Regions from separate parts of the Homo sapiens genome. Here region 2 is linked to region 1. A link is an interaction called in ENCODE POLR2A ChIA-PET data of the cell type or tissue named here. Cell type or tissue: A673. All regions are shown on one strand. Each heading gives the region's core, and the rest is flanking DNA. Links, peaks and the distances in the headings are about the cores only.

What was found. ChIA-PET counts read pairs that join two places held together with the same protein. Peaks named below come from ENCODE experiments on the same cell type or tissue, not always from the same donor. Only the 100,000 strongest peaks of a DNase experiment are listed, where the experiment ranks them.
Region 2: POLR2A ChIA-PET joins it to region 1 with 7 read pairs; 2 of 35 experiments call an interaction of 5 or more read pairs at or near these places.

Annotation. Positions count from the first base shown.
Region 1 is chr11:123,558,708-123,561,623 of GRCh38, forward strand. All of the region lies in intron 2 of GRAMD1B (GRAM domain containing 1B), which reads left to right. Among named protein-coding and RNA genes, the nearest start is that of SCN3B, 94 kb to the right of the region's middle. RefSeq lists enhancers at 777-1,440, 1,441-2,103, 2,104-2,767. In A673, for the core only: CTCF peaks have their summits at 904 and 2,576 (motif pointing left); DNase peaks (open chromatin) are centred at 914 and 1,514; H3K4me3 peaks cover 960 bases.
Region 2 is chr11:123,082,049-123,084,964 of GRCh38, forward strand. CLMP (CXADR like cell adhesion molecule) reads right to left here. Exons shown (of 7, transcript NM_024769.5): 3 at 2,464-2,665; 4 at 1,632-1,799; 5 at 1,037-1,159. It overlaps LOC124902775 (a long non-coding RNA gene), which reads left to right. Exons shown (of 2, transcript XR_007062927.1): 2 at 966-2,829. Among named protein-coding and RNA genes, the nearest start is that of HSPA8, 21 kb to the left of the region's middle. RefSeq lists an enhancer at 1,573-1,867. In A673, for the core only: no CTCF peak of the experiment used is centred there; a DNase peak (open chromatin) is centred at 1,743; H3K27ac peaks cover 1,220 bases.

The DNA.
Region 1 (2,916 bases), core at 105-2,604:
GGCTGAAATTGGGGCATTGCCAATATACCTTTCTTTGGAGCTGGGATTCCTCTAGGTAACGGAGGCAGGGCCAGACAGCCCAGAACTATCTGCTTCCCGGATACTGTGCGGCTGCTGTTCTATCAACGGGCTGCAGACAGAAGCAATCTTGGAAAGACTTTTCATGATGAGCCTGCAGGGGCTGGCCCTCCCAGAATGAGACATTTTGCCAACAGATGCCCAAGAAATATTAGCTCTCAGCATGAGTTCGAGCAGGATGCAGGTGACATCAATGGATTGTAATTATTATTCACCTTCAGCATGTTTTCCTATGCAGCTGCAGTGGACAGACAAAACTGTCTTTTTGGAAGATTCAAAGCATGAGAATGCATAAGCCAAACATTTGCTGTTCAGGGTGGTCCCGGAATAGCAACGTGGGCATCGCCTGGGGTTTGTTAGAAAGGCTGACTTTTGGGTGGTCCCCTAGACCTGCTCTATCAGAATCTGTGGGTGAAGAAGATTCTTAGGGGATTAAAGTTTCCCAGGCATTGAGCTAACCATCATCATTGTTAGTGTTGTCGGTTTTGTGCTACATCCCTCAAGAGATGACAATGGTTCTCAAATAGTTGGGGTGTGAGGCAATTAGTTAATCGCCATGGGTCTAGAGGCAGGTGATCTGGATTCCCAGCTCTGCCTCTTTCTTGCATGGGACCTTCACTTTTCCAGGACTCAGTTTCCAGATCCACTAAACAGGTCAGTATTTAGGTGATTGTGGTGGGAATGAAATGATTGAATGTAGGCAAAATGCTTTGTAAGTCATGAATGACTTTCAAAATATTATTAATATCGTTGCTGAATAGAATACCTCGCACTGCCAGAACTTTCCTCTGGGGGCTGTCTGAGTACTAATACTGCATTTCGGTGAATGGACAGAGAAAAAAAAAACACTTCTAAGAGGTGCAGCTTAGAATTAGAAGACCCAGACGACTCTGCTTTGCCACGAATGTAAGTGCTTTCCCTGAGTGTTACTCTTGCTGTCTGTGAGAGCCTGACCTGCGGGAGAAGCGAGCATCCTGGAAGTCTGGGAGCAGCTACACTGAAGAGGCCCTCGGCCATCTTTTCTTGCGGATTATGGTCTCAGTGCTGGCCTCCTCTCTTCCTCTACTCCCAGGCCTCGGGCCGTGAGAGAGCCGCCATCCTTTGAAGGATGCACGACTCTCTTTAGAGCCAGGCACCTGTGTTTTTATTTAGTGTCACCTCCTTGATACAGGTCGACCTAGTGGGCAGCACCTGGGAAATAATTGGTGGCAGCGAAGGGAGCAGAGTCTCCGGGGAACATGGTCTTGTATTTTGTCGGATTGAGGGTGAAGAGGAAATAACCCCCCCCCCCGCAGCCCCAGCGGCTCTGTCCTCCACGCTGGCATGAATAATTGAGCGCCGGCAAGCTGACTGCACCAAAGAGTTGCATTATGTAAACCGGCAGGCGACGTGTGTGCGTGTGTGCGCGTGTGCGTGTCTGCGCGCAAGAGGGGTGCGTGTCTGAGTGTGTCTGTGCGCCTGTGCGCGTGCGTGCCTGAGCTCAGAACAGCTGTCTGTGAGGGAGTCAGAGGGAGAGAGAGAAAGGGAGCCAGGCAGAGAGAGAGAGGGACTTCTGTAAGGCGGCACGACCACACCAAATAACAGCAGCAGAGGGAGGTGGGGGAGAGGGAAATAAAGGGGAGTCATGCTTAAAATGCTACAGCGGTGTGAAACAGCAGAGCAAAGAAGCGCCCCCAGCTTCTGAGAGCCCTGGCCCGAGTCCCCTCCCCCGTTAGAAACAGGGCTTTGGGATGGTCATGGAGGTGAGTGCCCTCCAGCCTCCTCAGGGCCCCCGCTCCCCGCCCCCGCCCCCCACTGCCCAATGCATGAATGAATGAGTTCCTCTCTGCACTGCACTCTGCTACTGTTCCTACCTAATGGCTTCCAGGTTAGTGCTAACTCGTGCTGACGCCTGGTGCGTGTGTGTGTGTGTGTGTGTGTGTGTGTGTGTGTGTGTGTGTGTGTGTGTGTATCTTTGTTTCCTCGTGGGATTTTTTGGAAGCGGTGGCTCTGTCCTGGGGTCAGAATGGGGCCCTGGGGGCTGTGGTGAAGACCTGTCTTTCTGGTTGTGTGCTTTTCTCATCTGACGCAGGCTGCTCAGAGCTGCCAAGAACACAAACCTTTCAAGGCAGAGTAAATCCGGAGTCCATGTTGTTTGCTTCTGTTTTCTGTTCTGGGGATCCGAAAGCAGCCAGTGTGACATCATGCTGCAGAGATGCCACCTTCTTTTCCCTCCCTAGCCTTTTCTTTTCTCCTCTATAGTAGCACTGCTTGAGCTGAGCTCTGGATCACGGAGGGGTGGCCCTGGGGTGGGCTGGAGAGACAGGCTGGGTTGAGGGTGATGATGGTCTCCTTGTCCAGCAAGACTTAATTCAGTGCCCTCTAACTTGGAGAAAGGAGGGCAGAGGAATGAATTAGTGGCACAATGCATCATGGAGAACTGGCTGAGAGCTTCTGGGGGAGGTGTGGACAGGCCATGTGCTCCTGTTCTCCACCTGCTGGCTTCCCTCCGCAGTGCCTCCGGCGGGGGTAGGAGCTGGCCAGAGCTGTGGTCAGGAAGATATGGACAGACACTGCTTATCCCACAGGGAGAGGGCCATGGGACAGATGGATCTGGCCAGCAGAAGGAGAGGATGAAAGGGGAAGTTGATAGCTCTCATCTCAGAGAAATAAAAGGATTTGTTTATTCTTTGGCTTAGCCAGCATTTGGCGCAGAGATTTGCCATGTATTTTGAGAAAATAGCTACCCAGTGGCTGGGCCTTACTCCCCCACACCTCCTTGCATTGTTAGTTATTTGCTTGATTTAGGAAGTAGAGGGCTGGGGGAGGACTTGGAGCTTGCTCTGTCCCCGGGGCCTC
Region 2 (2,916 bases), core at 202-2,701, 480 kb before region 1:
AAGCAAATCAAATTCTTGATTATAACACATGTACACACGTGTGTGTGCATGAGCACATGCACATACACACTCACAAACACTCTGTGGAGGGGAGAAATCTCATCTACTTGCCTAGAATGGTAGTGGCATATAACTAACTAGCTGCACGGTTTTGTTTGTTTTTGTTTTTAGGAATGGTGTTTATTTAGTACTCCCCTGGATATAGTGAATTTCTTTAGGGGGCTGGCTAATTCACATGTTTGTAAATACAGAGTCAACTGGTGTGTTTTTGTTTTTTTTGGTTGGAGTCTCGCCCTGTTGTCCAGGCTGGAGTGCAATGGCACCATCTCGGCTCACTGCAACCTCCGTGTCTCAGGTTAAAGCAATTCTTCTGCCTCAGCCTCCTGAGTAGCTGGGATTACAGGCACGCATCAGCACACCTGGCTCATTTTTTGTCTTTTAGTAGAGATGGGGTTTCACCATGTTGGTCAGGCTGAACTCCTGACCTCGTGATCTGCCTGCCTCGGCCTCCCGAAGTGCTGGGATTACAGGCATGAGCCGCCACGCTGGGCTGGTTTTTTTTGTGTGTGTTTTTTTTTTTGAGAGGGAGTCTCAGTCTGTCACCCAGACTGGAGTGCAGTGGCGTGATCTTGGCTCACTGCAACCTCCGCCTCCCAGGTTCAGGAGATTTTCCTGCCTCAGCTTCCTGAGTAGCTGAGATTACAGGCGCCCACCACACCCAGCTAATTTTTGTATTTTAGTAGAAACGGGGTTTCACCATGTTAGCCAGGCTGGTCTCAAACTCCTGACCTCAACTGATCTGCCCACCTGGCCCTCCCAAAGTGCTGGGATTACAGGTGTGAGCCACTGTGCCTGGCCAGTCAATTGTTGAGTGGTCTTTGCAACTACTGAATTTATTTTGGTGATAGCCATATCCTTCTGGAGATAAAGATTTTGACCTTAACCTTACTCTTACTTATGATTAGAATGTCTTAACATTGATCTACAATGCAAAAACAAACAGAAAAATGAAACTAAAACCTCTTTGGATGCTTACACTGTACAGTTACTCGCACCACACAGCTTTCCTTCCCAGCTTCGTTGCCTGCTGTGCACTGGTACAGTCCAGAGTAGGACATGGTAAGATTCTGCAGCAGAACTCGTCCAGGGTGGTTGTAGTCTGCACAAGCAGAAAGAATGACTGTAAATCCCTTTAGTGATGGTATCTATATTTATTGTTTACTTTATTGTATCACTGAGCTGAGATTCCGTAATGCTATTTGATAAGAATGAAATGATGGAAAAGATATCCTTTGGGAACATGAGAAGAAAGGTAAACATTTTTTTTAAGTTGTAGCACATCCTCAAAAGTTACAAAAGATTGTGAACATTTAAGGGATACTAAACATAATATTTAGATATAGTGGATTTATGTAGTACATTTCTTCCAATCTCTTTTACTACTTTTACATGTCATTTGAGGAAAGGAAAGACAGATTTTCTGTTCTAGTTAATGGATTTTAAAAATGGCAGTTCAGGAGGTTCAGCAGGGTATTTCAGGTCACATAGTGAGTTGCTGAGAAAGCTGATTTAGAGCTCACGGATAGAGGACTATTTTGTTGGCTCAATAGATTGGTAGGAAGATGACTTACCAATCCTAGATTTGGGAGGCAGACGTTCATCCTCTCCCTCTTTCTCTCGGATTCGCTGCCAGTAATACACAATGGGCTCTGTGCCAGAGGATGACTCACACTGCAAAGTCAGGTCACTTCCTTCTGTCAGCTCTCCTTCCAACTCACACTTGGGCTTGGATGGTCTCACTGGCAACAGCAACAACAAGCAAAAGTGTAGTGATTCAAAGATCCCCAAACACCAGATTCAATGGAAAAATTATGTCCTATTGAGTTGCTTCTCCAGCCATCTGTTTTGGTCAACTTTTGAGTGGGGATTCAACTAGCCTTGCTTTACACTACCCCCACCAAAACATCCACCTCCATCCCCTAAGCACACATACCCGCAACTCCAGTGGTGCTGTTTTAATTTTTGGGGCAGAGGCTGCCTCATTACTTCTCAAAGAAGACACATTATTATTGGACATTTTAGGAAAGTTGAGCATGGTTTTACTGATACAGAAGTGTATTAATTTGGAAGCAATTAAGTAGAACTTGGTAGCTCTTGCTGTCAAAAAACAGAAATGAATTTGAATCATATCTGAGAGACTTAAATATGAAGATCCCACTTAAATATTAGAGAATATGTTTTGTAATGGACAACTATGGAAAATTGCTCTTATATTTTCATTTTTTATTATGGCTATAATACAGAAGATACACATTTCTTTCCAGGGAACTGGACGAGGTGACCTCTGAATGTGTAATCCAAAGTACTGAACATGATGTTTTGTACCACCGTGATGCATATGGCTATCCCTCTTAGATACCTTAGAAATAAGCTGTAGACATTCACTTTGGCATCCTATCTTACCTAAGACTTTTAAGATGACATGGCTCCACACGTAGCGCCCTGAATTCTTAACCTTACAGGTGTACCGGCCCTCATCACTGGGCTTCAGAGGTTCAATCTGCAAGGAGGCATCTCCTGCCAGGAAATTGGAAGCAAAGGCCACTCGGCCCTTCTGTTCCTCAGTCAAGTTATTGTAGACATGACGACTGGAGTAAGTGATCACCTGTGGGATAGACCGAGGCAGAGTCAAGCAGCGTAACTCTCAGCCTGCCTTTCCTGATGGTGTGAAGAAGAGGAAAGGGAGTACTCCCAGTGGCACAAAGTAGTCAAGCCTGGGGCTGAGAGTCCAAGAGACCTCTGTTCTAAATAAAAGTTAAAAATACAGTACATTTGCACCTAGGCCTTGCCTCTCCTTCCAAAAATAATAACACTTCATGTTTGTGTAGCATTTTAGTTATAAAGTATTATATTAAA